Linked DNA regions of Mus musculus: region 1 is linked to region 2. A link is a loop called in an ENCODE intact Hi-C map of the cell type or tissue named here. Cell type or tissue: heart. All regions are shown on one strand. Each heading gives the region's core, and the rest is flanking DNA. Links, peaks and the distances in the headings are about the cores only.

What was found. Peaks named below come from ENCODE experiments on the same cell type or tissue, not always from the same donor. Only the 100,000 strongest peaks of a DNase experiment are listed, where the experiment ranks them.
Region 1: a loop joins it to region 2, with 2.6 times the contacts of the local background. A loop is called at or near these places in 2 of 42 quality-filtered maps.

The regions. Positions count from the first base shown.
Region 1 is chrX:53,158,824-53,167,026 of GRCm38, forward strand. Gm35988 (a long non-coding RNA gene) reads left to right here. Exons shown (of 4, transcript XR_882310.2): 3 at 1,102-1,251; 4 at 4,478-8,203. It also overlaps a transcript of Plac1 not described here. Among named protein-coding and RNA genes, the nearest start is that of Plac1, 49 kb to the left of the region's middle. In heart, for the core only: no CTCF peak of the experiment used is centred there; no DNase peak of the experiment used is centred there; H3K27ac peaks cover 1,894 bases.
Region 2 is chrX:53,068,609-53,076,811 of GRCm38, forward strand. Plac1 (placental specific protein 1) reads right to left here. Exons shown (of 3, transcript NM_019538.5): 3 at 1,388-2,280. The coding sequence starts at 2,223. The coding sequence ends at 1,702. The region is part of intron 1 of Gm35988 (a long non-coding RNA gene); the gene reads left to right. Among named protein-coding and RNA genes, the nearest start is that of Gm35988, 8.8 kb to the left of the region's middle. In heart, for the core only: no CTCF peak of the experiment used is centred there; no DNase peak of the experiment used is centred there.

The DNA of each region.
Region 1 (8,203 bases), core at 1,706-6,705, 91 kb after region 2:
GGGATTCTTTGTTGGGGGGGGGTGCCAATGTTCTGGAATCGGTGACGATGTTTGCACAACACCGTGAATACGCTATGATAGGTGAATCATAGCCCATAAAGCTGCTATGAGAAGAACTGTGGGTCACTAACCACGTGGCATTCACACCCTTGGCTTCCACTAGAGCTTCTCTGGATGGGTGGTCACTTTCATTCAATTCTGTTTCCTGCGCCCATTAAAAAAAAAAGTCTCAAACAGGAATTAAGGTTAGAGTTGTGTTTTGTCTCTTTGCTCCCAAGGCTCATTTTCCCAAAAGCTCTTTAGCACACTATACCGTTTCTTCTGGAGAAGCCAGTGTTAGAAAGCCAAATTGGAAATGTGTCCCTTGGATATTTTTCACTCTCAATTTCAGTGCCTGCTGCAGAGACTGTGCTGGGAGTGTTTTCCTTCTCAAAAAAAAAAAAAAAATCCATGTGGCTGGAAGACAAATCTTTAGGATAATTATGTGTTGTCATGTCTGTGGCAACACAGATAAAGTTATGGTCAAGAACACACACCTCAGAATGGGTCAAACAAGCTAGCTGACAATACCTGAGAGAGTACACGGCAGGCAGGGCTTTTCTACTCTGCCGATGGAAGAGTGGATTGGTAAAACCACTTTTATAATGGTTTCACAACACAGACCAAACTAAATAACACTTAGCAGTTGGTTTGTCAACTTTGTGACAGTGTAACAAAGTTTAAATTGCATCTGTGTCAGAAAGGGATGCTGTTGTGGAAAATGAGAGCTGGAAGAGACCCTCTGGATCATGCCCTACCCCATCTCTTAGAGACTATTAAATTGATAAGGAAACAAAAAAGCACCGAAGGCTGTGAGCTCTAGTCGATGTAAGAATTAAGAGTTAGGACAACATTGCTAGGAGCTGTTTTCTGTCTTTTTATCTTCACTTTTCAGGCAAGCCACCTAAAGCCTTATAACCACTGAGCAGTGGGGCTAAGATACTGGCGTGGCAAGTCCCCTCCAGTCCTCACACTAGAAGCTACTCTGGCAGTGGATGTCAGGCACAATTCATCGCTCTGGATTCTGGGTATCATGTTCTGTTTTGATTTCCTTCTCCCCAGGGATGTCTCAGTTTTTTACCAAAAAGGCCACGGGAAGGAGAGGTGACAGGTTTCTAGCTGGTCCTAACTGCCAGCTCACATTTCCCTACCAGAATTCCACACAGACAAAGCCTCAGCTTCAAGGCTGGAGGCAGAGGCTTCTGAGACAAGGTAAGTGGGTTGTTTTTGTTTGTTTGTTTGTTTTCCTTCTGGTTCGTCTCAGTCACCCTGGGATTGGGGCAGGATGGACCAAGTGCCTTTCAAACAAAGCAGAAGCAAGCCCCTCCTTACCCCTTCTACTTTCCTCAGTGAGCAGAAAGCACATTGCTGGTTTTAAGCAAAACCAAATGAGTCGCCCTGTTTGCACTGGATGGCAGCAGTGCAGGATAGCCTGGTGGAAATGGGTCAGGCCTTGGCAAATAGTTCCCCAGAGAGACCCTCCTAAAGAGACCTAGGCCATGTTTCAGACATCAGTGTTCTCCAGCCAGAAGGAGGAAGAGGAGGCAGCTGAGCCTCAGAGATTCACACCCCGAAATTTGTTCCCAAGAGTAGGCAGGAGAGTGATTTTAGAGGCTACCTCTTTTCTTGGTCTTTCTCATCTTTAGGGCTCTTCTTTCATGAGTTTAGTGGTCTCTCAGGGTTCCACTGTAATATCAGCATTTCCACAATGCCTGCTATGATCACTTAGGGATGATTCGACTTATCTTACTGCAATGAGTCCATTTTCTAGTACAATTGATTCCCGAGCTTAGGTTGAACTCCTGGCCGCAGCGCTCTCCAGCACTGTGATGTTGGGCAAGGTACTCTACATCTCAATTTCTCAGTTCTGTCATGGATAAAATCAAGTTATCAAGAATGCTACAGGGTTGTTCAGCCTAAGAGGTGACACGCATTAAGGATGTGGACGCTTGCTTCATGCATTGGAAAGTTGGACAGAAGCAAAAGCTGCAGACCTCACTTGCGAGAAATGCCATGCTTGGAGAAAACACTGTATTTTGTGCCCTCACAGTAGAGAAAGCCTAGATCCAACAGGAGGTATTAAGGAAGACTTTCAGAGGGAAATCTGAAGGATAAAGTAGGGACCAGCAATGGGGATATATGGGAGAATGAGCATTGGAGACAGACAGAGCAATATGTACCTTGACAGAGAGGAAACTGATTGACATAGGAAAACGGGGGCTGGGGGGGGGTAGGAGTACTAATCTAGCAGGGTTAGAGCTGGAGATGCTAGGAGGTAGAAGAAAAGACCTGGAACTGTGGGTGGCCATTGGCTACAAAAGGGGCCTTAGCAGCCTAGCTACTCTCCCTAAAGCCTCTCCTTCTCCTCTGAGTCAGGCCAGCCTGTTCTTGGCCTTGGGGTATGCCCTGGATCATGATAGTGGCTTGGCATGGGTTCACAGGAGGCGGCACCCAAGTGCAGGAAATGCCGGTGGTGGGGATGGCTCTGCATCCGGCTAATGTAACTGTCACGGCAGCCTCACCACCCCACCCCCACCTTGGGAAACACATTCTTGTCTGTTTCTGGAAAACACGTGTGTAAGCAAAGTTGGGCTGGATGGCAGATGAAAGGTTTTTTTTTGGTTGTTCTTTTTAACAACAAGCACCAATGGCCCAGCTCCTGTCATCTGGGAGCCTTCAGCCAACCTTGAGTGTTCACCTGAAAAAATGGTTCTGCAATGCCCAACTCCCCTGGGTGGTCCTATTCTAATTTGGGGACTGTTCTTCATACAGTGGTTCCCTGGTAACCTCCCTGCAGAGATCCAGCAGGCAAGGGAAAGCAGCCGCCTCACGCCTGAGGAATGCCTAGTGAACCCCCTCCCAGCTCCAGCCTCTTGGCTCCCAGAAATCAACAGCTCTGCTCTTCTGGGCCAATGTTTGCAGAAAATGTTTGCAGACTTCATAGCATGCCACTTCCAAGACTGATTAGCAGTCAGGCAGCCAATCTTGCACTCCTATTTGGAGAACAAAACGTTAAGAAGGTGGTGGGCTGGCTGGGTACAAGGGTAGAGATGGAGGAGGTCAGGGCCGTTGAACTCAGCAAAGCCCTTCAGCTTGCTTAGCTGAGTTCAGTGTCAATGAACTCCAGGTTCTGAGTAGATCACCAAATCTCCCTGCCTTCGGTGGCCTGGCATCTCTGAAGCAGTTTGTGTTGACTGTTCTTTTCTGACCCAATGGAACTAAGTCACAGCTTAGTCCCCAGTCCTGCCATGTAAACAAGACAAGGATGTCACAGCTCTTAGCACTTGGGCCAGAAACAGGAGTCCTTTCCATCCTTCCCTGTTGTCTTGGGGCTCTGGCATCCAGACTCCCTTCCCTGTCATTATCACCTGAGGGCATTAGCGCATTTCAAAGTTTGCAAGCTCTGCCCCAGCTCAGGGCTGGCAGTTTCACATCTTTGTGTGAAGCCTGGGGTCTGTGTGCTTAGCAGTTCTCAGCAAGCATAATGACCACCCAGTCTCCTTATTTCTTAGAAATGGATTTAACCCTACAGAAAGACACTCCTACAACAGGCTGAGGTCTGAGTTTGCCAGACCTCCTGGTTTTGCCTACGATAGCCCAAAGTTAAAAGTTGTTTTGCCAAGTGCTTTCCATCCTGGTGAACTGAAAAGCAGCGAAACAGCATAGAATGACAAGAGTGTTTAAGGAAAATAAAAGGTAACAGAGATCAGTGTGACATGTAGCACTTTGGCCAGAAAAATCAATTATACAAACAGTATAGCAGAAAACTGGTTTAGCGATAGACAAGTAAAAGAAAAAGATGTGGGGGTAGGGATTAGGGAGGTCTCTGGTGTATGTCAATACATAATGTAGCCAGTGGAGCAGAAAGCAAAAGTGGTTTCAGAATAAAAGCGGTCTGCCCTGACTTCAGATAGTAAACAAAACTGGGTTGAGTCACTAGGTCGAATTTAGAGCATAACCAACGTATGAGTAAGAGTGATGTAGCTTGCAGTAGGAGTCATGGTTATGCCTTATCTGCCTTCTTATCAGACTATGAACCTGTTTGTTATATCCACTGCTATATCCTCCACATGTAATACAGTGCTTACCAAAGAGTATAGGCTCAATAAATGGAACAGAATTTCCTGAATACATGAAAAGAAAAGCTTACTCAGTTGGAACATTCAAACTTATGCAATCCTTTCCAATAGAGGCGATCCTACAATTGAAGGGGCACAAGGACAGGACGGACAGTCATGTGTTGAGGTGACTTCAGAGTGCAGGTTCAAGAATCACTGAAGATCTTGAGGACATATCCCTCCGACTTATACTATATGATCACTATGGAGAACAGAGGGGTAGACAGGGAGTGTCTAGGTTGCCCCAGGACCTTAACTGACAAGGTTTGCAGAGGCATCAGAGTCCCAAGTTCTCACTTATGCTTCCCTTCTATTTACAGGTCACATGGTGTCTTTGGAGCAGCTGCCGTGGCTGTACTAAAGCCAGTCAGTACTCAGTACTCTTGCTCAGTTATAGGTTGGTGCTACTTGCCAGACCAGCTACTTAACTAAATCCCTATACTCCCAACAATACAGCCTTCCTAAATGAAAACCTCAAGGGGAAAAGTCATGATTGTGAGGAAGGGAAGAAACTCATTCATAAGTTCTTCACTTGGGACAAACAAACAAACGATTCATGTTATAGCAGCAAACAGCCAAGGGGCTAGTTGCTGGTTGTGCTGAAGTAGCTGCTGTAGAGTGCTCTGTAACAAGCAACTGCCGGGAATGAGGATGGAGGCCAGACTTGAGACTTCAGAGACTGAAGCTGGTGTGCTGTTCCTCATTAGTAGATGTAGAACTGCTCTGCTTTGTCTCCCCATCCTCCCACCCCGTGCCCTGGAGTCTTATCATTTTGGAGGCTCCTTCAGCTATACTCTGGTTTTCCGAGGGCCACAGTGAGAGCCACAGTCTTTGTGTAAGCCTTGAAAGGGTCTCACCATGTCTGTCTGTTTAAGTTGAAACCACCTTTTTGGGGAATCCTCTCTGTGCTGACCACGGAAAAGGTGTGTGAGTGAGTCTCTGTGGGGCAACTTTTTTTTTTTTAAGAGAGAAAGAAAAAATAAGAGTAAGGGAAGGGAGAGATGAAGGAAGGGGGATGGTGGGAACGAAAAGGTCAGTACATTTTTGTGACTAGAGTGAGAAAGAAAATTATCCATCCTTCTGTGGCCACTTTTTTTTTTCCAGCTAAAAATTTTGTCGTATAGTTGGGTAGGGTAGCTCACCTCTATATTCCTAGCACTCAGGAGGCTGAGGAAGGAGAAGTGTCATGAGTTTGAGGGCAGCCTGGGCTACAGGGTGAGTTCCAGGCTAGCTGGGCTACAGAGTGAGACACTAGTTGAACACCAAAGGGGGCCAGTGAGATAGCTTAGTACATGAAAGCATTTGCCAGCAAGCCTGATGACCTAAATTTGATCTCTGGGATCCACGAGGTAGAAAGAAGGAACCAACCCTTACACATTATGCTCTGACCACCATAGTGTGTGCCATGGCACACACCCAAGTACTACCCTCACCCAATAAATAGAATCCAAACAAGCAACCAAACAACAAACAGAGCACAATAAGGTTCACTACCTTCATGTGAAGCATCATTGTAGGTCCCCAAATTAAACATTGCAAAGGGAGTTTAGTGGACCAACTGATCCCAAACAAGAGTGGCATAGAATGCAGAGCCCACCCTGGCTTCTAAATTCTCTCCTCTAAGGTAGCCTTCCTAGCAGAGGAAAGACATTCACTGATAGTGTCAAATTATTAGTCAGATTTTGGATGGTAGAGCTTGACACTATTTATCCAATTAAATTTGCATACACTACCTTTTGCTATGCATGTGTGGAGGGAAGAATATCTTAATTCCACAATGAGAACCCAGAGAGAATCAATCAAACAGACTTGGGTCCTGTGAACCAGTCACCCAATGTTCTTCATTTGTCTCTATTTCCCTATTAATGAGGAGAAAATGTCACTATAATCCAATGCAGGGTCTGGGAACATTGTCCATACAATCTCTAACTCTCCTAGAGATGAAAGGAAAATGATGAATAGGTGACTTCTATCCTTTACTTTTATGGAGCTACACATCTGTTGGGTATGATTTCAACTCCTCGTGGAATGAAACACAAGACATTTTTGCCTTAGACATCAAAATCTTGGTCCAATATCTGACTTGAGAGCCACTTACAATATAGACCTTTTGTGACGTTTCACAAATTTAATGGCCATGGGAAGACCCTAAAGTAACCCAAAGGGACAATATTCCCCCAGTGATTCTATCTTTGGGATAAAATGTATAAAATATTCTAAATATTCAAAAATCTATTTCTTAGCCTCAGGCTTCAGAGCCTCTTGGGAAATTTGAAACAGACCTAAGGGGCTACTATTTATCTTTGCCAAGCCTAGTAAACATAATCCATAATGTTATTCAAGAATGCAATGGAATAATATACATACAGGTAACATTACACAAATTGAACAGATTGTATGTATACACATACAATATATACATGTATATATGCATATAAACATAACACAAAGAAAAAAGGTCATGAATCCGAGAGAGAGAGAGAGAGTGAGAGAGGGTAGAGGATACATTGGAGGAATTTGAGAGCAGAAGAGAAGGGAAATGATCTAATTATAATTTTCAAAAATTTGTATTAAAAACGAATGCCATGGAAGGTTGGAAAGTGAGTGATGGTAGTGTGTGTCTCTCACAAACCCCAACAAGAAAACCACACAGGCAAAAAGGAAGGCCAAAGTGAGAAGGACCTCAAGACAAACCAGACTTGCTTCTTCCAGCACTCATCCCATAACCTCAATTGCATCCGCCGCGACCCACAAGCTTGTGTGGCCCACAGAAATGGGTAATTCAGAGCTACAAAAAAACATAAAAGTGGCCGCCTCTCAGCCAGCGACTGACTGGGTTCAACCCTTGCCTACTGCTTCTATTGGTTTTGCCTAGATGTGCCTAGGACAGACCCCACTGAATGCTTTGGTTATAGAAGGAACTATTTGGTTGCATTGGAGAAAAAACAGATGATGACTTCCTGCATTGGCTTCTCATACTCTTCTCTTTCTGTTTTTACTGCTAGAAACATGAACACGACAGAATTTCCAGCATAATAGAAAAAAAAAAGATCTGGGCAAAAACTCTGCTCCCAAGACCCACTGGACAGGGTTTTGTGTATATTTGAGGGGGATGCAGGGATCAGGTAAAGAATGTTTGTTGTCCTCGTTTTTTTAGCCCAGGAACTTCAGACAAACCCTAATAATGTCTTAGGCCTCCATCATCAACAACCTAGAATGTGGAGAACTGTAGTGGGGATGTGTCTGAGGCAGGGGTCCTCAGACCTCACCGAGGAACACAACAATCCATCCCTGAGAACCAGGATCAGCAGGCTTTGTCCTGAGCCCATGGGTAGCCCTATTGTTTCTGTTCACAGCTGAGCTGGCTCTGATTCAAGAAGGAGAAGGTAAGGAAATCCCATCTGCGCTGCCGCCTGGCCCCTTCCGCCTTTCCTGTGCTGGAATTCTAGACAAAGCAAGTCCAAGACAGAAGCTGGTGAAGTTCACTCGTCTCCCAATGGGGCCTCCTGAAACATCTTGTTTCTCTCTGACCAGGATACAAATAAAAGTGGCCTTTTCCGTCCTGCCCGTCTGTATCCTCAAAAGAGGGAAGTGCAGTAGGCAACTGATACAGAAGCTCTGAGTTTATGAGATTCCTTCTGGGGCTGGAGGAAGAGTGTAAATTCCCAGGTTGACAAGATCACCACATGGTGCTCGAGTGTGACGCTAGTCTGGCCTCCTCGCCATGCTTCAGCCAAAGGTACAACACAGACTAGGTTAACTCGGGAACAAAAGAGGCTTTCTTTGGCAGAGTGACCTTCCATAAGTCACTTAACCCTTCCCTGCTTCTTGCTGCCGTGTGACTGAAGCCATAAATTATTACTTGCGCACGTTCGGCTGCTCAATGGAAAGTAAAGAAAAAGGGGTGAATTTGTACCGTCACTCTACTGAGGAAACTTTGTCCATTCAAAGCCAGGTTACAGAGTGGCCTTTATTTTAATTAAAAAGCATCTGGAAATGGAAAAGCCTGTTTGGCTCAGGGCCTCCTCCTTGGAGAAGAACGGAGG
Region 2 (8,203 bases), core at 1,033-6,032:
TTTTTTTTTTTTTATTACGTATTTTCCTCAACTACATTTCCAATGCTATCCCAAATGTCCCCTATACCCCCCCCCCACTCCCTTACCCACCCACTCCCACTTTTTGGCCCTGGCGTTCCCCTGTACTGAGGCATATAAAGTTTGCCTGTCCAATGGGCATCTCTTTCCAGTGATGGCCGACTAGGCCATCTTTTGATACATATGCAGCTAGAGTCAAGAGCTCCGGGGTACTGGTTAGTTCATAATGTTGTTCCACCTATAGGGTTGAAGTTCCCTTTAGCTCCTTGGGTACTTTCTCTAGCTCCTCCATTGGGGGCACTGTGATCCATCCAATAGTTGACTGCGAGCATCCACTTCTATGAACTGCTTTCTTAATCAGCCATGTCTCAATTCCCCTCCTCCCCTGCATCCTCGTGTGTGTGTGTGTGTGTGTGTGTGTGTGTGTGTGTGTGTGTGTGTGTGGTCTTACCATGTAGATCATATTAGTCTGAACTTGTAGCAATCCTCCTACCTCTTTCAAAAAGAAAAGTTTTCTTATTTTTAAACTGGGTATGAGAAGAGCACTTCTTTTACAAGATTGTAGAGAGGGCTAATGGAGATGTCTCTACTATCTGGAATATTTTCTTTCCAGATTATCTCAGTCTTCACATCCAAGACATAGTTCAAATGGCAAGACCCCAGAGGCCTGTTCCCTCCCCAGTTTCCCATGTCACTTTGTTTGAAGTTCTGCATAGCATTTGTCACTATCTGAGTTTATCTTTATTTACTTATTTGCTTACTAGCTATGCGACCTCAATTTCTCTGAGTCCCTTTCTTCTCACTACCATTTATTTGGTGTCCAGAGGCAGGTCTGCATGTAGTTTCACTGCATAATAAATAGTTGTTGACTTATTCACTTCCTCTTGTTGCTGTAAGCCTTTGAGAAAGCTAATGGACAGCCACACTTTGGGCTGGTTTCTGATAGTTTATATGTTGGGGGTGGGTGGGAGGGCTGTTATCAAAGCACTGTAAGTTTACGATCCAGTTCAGCCTTGGGAACCTAGCATGGGAGCATTGGAACGTGACTTGTGTGCTTCCCAGAACCACGGAGACTTGAAGATAACTAGCTTATCCTTTCTGTACATAAAAAATGGTACAGCTGGACATCAAACAAGGGAGACTTAGTGCTAAGCTTTGTGGTGGTAAACAGAAGACAAGAAGACGGGAAGTGTGGATACAGAGCAAGAGATTTCCCTTGGGAAAGGCTTTGTAAAGGAACCTGAAAGGGTGGGAAACCATCCCAGAGAGAAAAACCCAGGCACCAATGCTAGCAAACCACTTAGACTAATGCCTGTTCCGTAGATAAAATGAGATATATGTTTATGAAGCAAAACCATCCAACTGATAATTTATTGCCAATCAGAATTTTATTATTGTTTTAAAAGATACAAAAATAGTAAAAAAAAAAGTTACAATCAGCTATATATGAATTGACCCTTTCCAAAATTCCCCTAAAAGAGCTATCATGGCATCTATTTGGCTGACAGTAGAAAATGCTATATATTCATTTTTAGAAACAGAATTTTCAGAAGCCCTTACATCTGGGCACTATATGGGTTTCCTCAGATCATCTGAGTGAACACACTAGTCCCCAGAAACATTTGCACAGTCAGATGACTACACAAGAAGGACCTCCAAAGACTCTGTCCCATGATGGAGGGTTTACATGCTCTTTTGATTGTAGACATAAGGTGGGCAGCTGCAGTTGGGTTGTTCGCTAGGCTCTGGCAAGGTGAACACGTGGTAGGAAGTATCATTCTTCGGAGTCGCACCCATGTTGTTGCTAGGTGCTTTCGCGGAGTAGGGCTTAGTGAGCCAAGGGGACCGGCGAGGGGCAGCACAGGACACGGGAATCACATATTTCGTTGATGAGCCCTTGGAAGCATAGTGAATCTCAGAGCTATAGATGACGACATCTGGAGAGACAGCCTTGATGCGGATGCCACATTCGGTAACGCGGTAGTGAAACTGGTAGAAATGTGGGTGAACATGATTGGGAGGGCAACCAAGGCCCAGGTGCACCTCGTAAAAATGAACATACACATCATTATTCAGCAAGAAGGGGTGAACGGTGACCATGAACCAATCTGTCGAGCACAGCACATTCACTTGGTTTTGCTCCGAGTAGCTGAAGAGCATGAAGGCGACTAAGACAGTGCCTCCCAGGAACTTGCGAAGGTTCATTCTTGCAGCAGGTTAGGTGAAGACTCACAGGAGACAAGAAGGCGTCCAGGAAGGATTCTAGAACACACAAAAACGTAAGAGGCAAGTTACCTTAGGTGTTAGCTCAGTTATGAGTTTTTAAAAGAAGTGCAATTAGGGGATTATGTTTTTGTTTTTGTTTGTTTGTTTGTTTGTTTGTTTTTTGAGACATGGTCTTACTCTGTAGCCAAGGCTGGCCTGTAACTCACTATGTTGTATATTCTGGCCTTGGACTGTGACAATCCTTCTACCTCTACCTCAGAAGTGTTGGGATTTCACTGTAAGCCACCACACCAGGCTCAGAATGCTATTTTTGTTATTTGCTCTTGGTTTTATTTTTCTATTTTGTCTTCTCTCTCTCTCTCTCTCTCTCTCTCTCTCTCTCTCTCTCCCTCCCTCCCTCCCTCCCTCTCTCCCTCCCTCCCTCCCTCCCTCCCTCCCTCCCTCCCTCGCTCCCTCCCTCCTCCCTCCCTCTTTTCCTCCCTTTCTGAAATTTCTCTGATTTTATTTCTTTCTGAAATTCCTTTGATTTACAACATGGCCCAATGTATCAGAGAATTTTTTGGTCATCATGAGTTACAATGCTACTGATAATAGTTCCAGATGAATTAATTTGGTCATATTTAGCTAAGCCATTCAGCCAAATTTCAATATGTTGTTGTCAGGGATAAAATGTAATTTCTCCTTAGGGTTTGTTTTTTTTTTTTTTTTTTTTTTTTTAGAACTTGTTATATTTGATTGTACGAAGGTGTTTGCTCAGTTTGTTCTACTTCATTGTGGGGAGGTAAGTGTACAGAGGACAGAGGGCAGAGGACAAGCTTTAGGAGTTTCTCCTTCTACCACGTGGATTCTAGGACTTGAACTCAGGTCGTCAGGCTTGCCAGCAAGAGCCTTTATCCACTGAAACATTTCATCAGGCTTTTTCTTAGGTTTTAAAATTCAATTTGTTTGCTAAGAAAGTAGGTCATATTGAAGGACTCATTGGGATAATATATGTGAGAACATTACACCATTAAGGCAGATTAGGTTACTAGTTTAAACTGTATTTTTCTTTGATTTAATGTTTAATACGGAAACTGTTTCATTTGGATTTTTTTTTTTTTTGCTAGCCTTACACAAAATGGGATAACAACCCTGATCAGTGCAGAGTCTCATTCTCCACATGAGGGAACAATATGTGTTTTATACCAAAACAGTATGAGAAGGCCAACTTAAAGAAGCCATATGCCACCATTCCAGGCCCATGTTGCTCAGAGGTAGAACACTAACCTAGAATATGGGATGGCATGGATTTCATCCAAAGCCTGACCAAATAAATAAATAAATAAATAAATAAATAAATAAATAAATAAAGTCCCAACTGGCCATGCTAGTTATCTTTAATATGCAAGCTCCTGCAATGAAATTGAAATTCACTTCTGCCTCACATGGAAGTTTCTCTCTTCTCAGTACTTTTTACATTTTAAATGTGTATCACATATAAACTACTTAAAAGAAGGCCTACATTAAAAAGGAAGCATTTTGTTTATGCTTTCTTTCTGTGTAGATTGACTAACTAGCTCCTACATTCTTTGTCTCGATACTGTTACACTTGCTACCTTTTGGGTTCTTTTTGCCTTTTGCCTTTCAAAAGAGTGGTAGAGAGAGTGGCAGGGAGAAAAGAATAAAACTAAGAATAAGTGTCTAAAACATGGCTGCAGACGAAGGCAACAAGGGGAGAAAGGAGAATAACATCACGAGATAATAATTCAGCTTTCATTTTAAACATGGAAAAGCACATGAATCAAACGGAAAGTACCTAAACATTGGAAGGAAATACATGTACATAGTGTAGAGATTAGCTTTTGTTCCCTGCTAAGTATTCCCCATATAGATGATTTCATCCTTTGAAAAATATTTATTGAGTGCCTACTATATTCATAGCATCAGGCTAAGATGCTCCCCTAAGACATTACTCTTTCCCATTTGTAAACAGGCAGCCCTTTCTCTGCCTTTGCTCTGGACAGATATGCAGAGTTTTCAAAGGGAAAAACCGTGTGGAGGCCCACAAGGAGTGAGTGCACTGGCCTGGATTGGAATGCTGGGTTTCTGGTGGGTACCACTTGCTTGCTGGCTCTTGCTATCTTTCTTTTCTTCTCAATGACTGTTCATTCTCTCTGTAGTGTTGGGGGGGGTGTGATATAAAAAGAAGCCAAAGGAGACTTTTCTGTACTCTGTCTTTGTTCTGAATTGTTGCTAATGGGGCTGATTTTATTTTATTTTCTCACAAAAGCAACAATAGAAATGCAGCAGCAGCAGCAACACACACACAGAGACAGAGAGATAGAGACACACAGAGACACACATATAAACAGAGAGAGACAGAGACAGAGAATAACCCCCATCACTGTCATTTTGTCTGTTACTAAAGAAACCATTCTGTGCTAAAGATGCTTTAGACTAGCTTTCTGTCTCTCATCCCTTCCTCCCTCCCTCCCTCCCTCCCTCCCTCCCTCCCTCCCTCCCTCCCTCCCTCCCTCCCTCCCTTCCTTCCTTCCTTCCTTCCTTCCTTCCTTCCTTCCTTTCTCCATTCCTGTCTCCCCTTAGTTCCCTTTCCTTTATTTAACATGATCTCACTACTTGGGGCTATCTGTCTTGAACAAAATCCTTTTCATTAAGTAGTTCCTGGAATAGGCCGAGGAAACAATTCTTTCATCCCATTTTTGTTCTCAATCCCCAAACTGAGGCTCCAGTCGAAAGCTGTTCTGGTCCGGGAGTTAATCTGTCCATTTCCTCTCCCTTTCCCAAGCATCCTTTGTGTAATTCCCCCTCCTCTTCCCTTTTCTCATGAATAATCCAAATAAAGTTACCAAATGCCTACATTCTCCAAGAAAAAAGCCAGGCAATCACTTCAGACTATCTTCTTGTTCCACACCCACTTTTCAAGTTCTATTGCTCTTTTTCAGTTTGAAAGAAAGGGTTTGCTGACACCACTGTTTCAGCAATCACTTAGTACAAAACTTCAAACTTGGACAATGCAGAACCCATTTCCTCTAGCCAGCAACAGATTGCCATGTGACAGAAGCAATAAATGAAGATGCCTATGCACATGACGACATACCTCTGGACTCAGAAAAAAAGAACTTTAATGAAAGTCAGTGCAAACTATGCTCAAGGTCCCATAGCTCTGAGGGAGAAGGGAAAGGCTAGAGATTAGGAGGAGAGCAGAATGTACTTGATAATAGGTTTTCTAAGTCAGAGCCCAGTACTTCAAGGCTGTATTTTAGGACATGCCCCCTTTTGCTAAAAACACCTCATCAAAAAATACAGCAGCCATCCTCTCCCAGCTGCCTGCCCTTTGCAGGGACCAGGGAGAAGGGTGTGTTTGTCCACCCACGATGTACTCATTTGGGCTGGGGAATGGTTATAGGTCGTTCACCACACAGTGTGAATTCATCCCATGAGCTGGCTTTCCTTATACCTATCTAACTGAGATCATCTGGCAGCATAGGATCTAGAGAAGGGACCAAGAAGACTGGGGTTACCAGGGCCGAAGGCAGCTGAAGGGCTAAGAAGGGAAGTGGAAGATGATGGGAGGTACCAGACTGAAGGTATTTCAGCTCTAGATGGACCTGTACACAGCAGCCCAAGAGATGTGGGATTCGAGCACAATTCCAGCTAAACTCTCCGGAAACCATCAGTGCTAATGGGGCAGTTGGGGACCCAGGAGGATTGGAAATACAAAGACAGGAGTGCTCACCTTGTGACTACTGTTCAACTTCTGGCAGGTGGGCTTAGAAAACAGGTTTTAGAGTATGTATTATGGGAGCTGGATTTGGCCTTGATTGCAATTTTTCCCTGCAGTGAACTGAGACTTGTTGGTTTAATGAAACAGGGCTCAACTATGGAACATACCGTCATGAACTGAGCTATAGAGTGGCCAGGCAAACTCTTCTAACACCTGGATGCAAAGTGTTTGTTTTCCGTGCAGTTCCAGAGTACAAGGAACTTTTTGTTTTCTTGAATGTGGTTTATGCATATACATTTCCCACTAGTTCCTTCAACAGAAATTTTCCTTTGCTTCCCTTCCTCTACCAAGACTGCCCCTATTCAGAATAGTCCTTTACATTCAAAATGCATGAAATGAGGGTTAGGAAGATGGCTCACTGGGTAAATCGCTTGTGCCGTAAGCAGGAGGACCAGATCTCCAGAAGGTAGGTACAAAGTTGCTTGGCTGCCTGTAATCCTAGAGGCCAAGAGGCGGGCGGAGCCACTGAATCCATGGAACAGCCTGAATAGACAGACTAGACAAAATGGTAACCTTCAGGTGCGGTGAGAAACTATAATGTCGTGCCACCATGCCACGATCTCTACAGGGAATGGCTGAAAATGTTACTTGTAAAGTTAGGTGGGGATGTAGTTAAAGTGGAAAATAACAATTGGAATAACAAAATAGATACAGTTGTCCTTCACTATGTAGGGCTGGTTCTCGGAGCTTGGGGGAATACCCAAATCTGCAGATGCTCAACTCTCTTATACAAAAAGCATACAATCCAGCCCCATCCGTCAGGCCACTCATCTCTAACTTAGCTCTAGATTACTTATATAAACGGTATGGAAACAGTCATTAGGTTGTACTGTTCAGGGGATAATAGCAAAGACAGTGCATATATGGTCAGTACATAGCCAAAAGTTTTCCTCAAATATTATCAATCTGTGAATGCGTCCATGGAATGAAAAGAGTATATTCATGTTTTTAGAATAATTTATGGGGGATAATATGATATTATGATATAGTTGACACAAGTTATTTACTATCTCCATCAGTTCTAAAACAGTGAATCACAATCCGGGCCATGACCTTTTTGGGGGTGGAAGGACCCTTTCACAGGGGTCACATATCTCATATCCTACATATCCGATATTTACATTATGATTCATAATGGTAGCAAAATTACAGCTATGAGGTAGCAACAGAAATAATGTTATGGTTGGAGGTCACCACAACATGGACTGCATTAAGCGGTCACAGCATTAGGAAGGTTGAGAACCCGTGTTCTGAAACTTAAAAATAGAACCTGGTGTAAGTGTAAAAGGTAGCAAATTGGTTAAAAGAACAGAGTTTCACTGAGACCAGAAGAACAAGTTTGTGTTTGTGTGTGTGTTTGTGTTTTATTCTATGTGTGCATGTGGAGCCCAGAGGTAGACTTTAGGTGTATTTTATATTGATTAAAATATAGGGACTTTGAAATTTCAGGACGCTTTTCTTTTTTATTTCTTTAGATAGTGGCCTACTATGTAGGGCTGGCTGGCTTGGAACTTCCTATGTAGGCCAGATTGGCCTCAGACTCAAGAGATGGGTCTGTCTCTGCTTCCCAAGTGCTGATATTAAAGGCTTGAGCCACCATGTCTGGATTACAAAGCTTTCTAAAAGACACAAAAACTCAAGTGCAAATCAGTTTTGTGGCGTTACTGAGCACAGTGAGAAGCCTAAAACACAAATCTCCCAGAAAGCAGGTGGGAATTTTGTCCGCCCATCTCCTCTGATGTCACTAGAGACATGTAGGAATTCTTCGTGGAGAACTGGGAGGGGAATTAAGCTAAACACTTCCACATCTGTTTTTGGAACAGTTTGGAGAAAGAGATCACTCCATAAACCCCTGGAAGCTGTCTGGTTCGACAGTTAATTTATTTTTAAAATTCAGTATACTCGAGACAGCAAAGTGATCATTTGTATATTGTTTTCCCAGACTCTTGTTGTCAAAACAAAGGGAAACAAAGAGGAAAAGGAAACTCCAAAAGAGCATGCAATTAGCTCGGGAAAATAGAACGTCAGAGCTTGGATTTGCAACAAAGTTTGCTCATTCTTTTGTATCTTCTTTGAAGAAAAAGGAGTCAGAGTTGCAATAAAGGGTCTTCTACAGAACAAGGAGAGAGACACAGACACAGAGACAGAGACAGAGACAGAGACAGAGACAGAGAC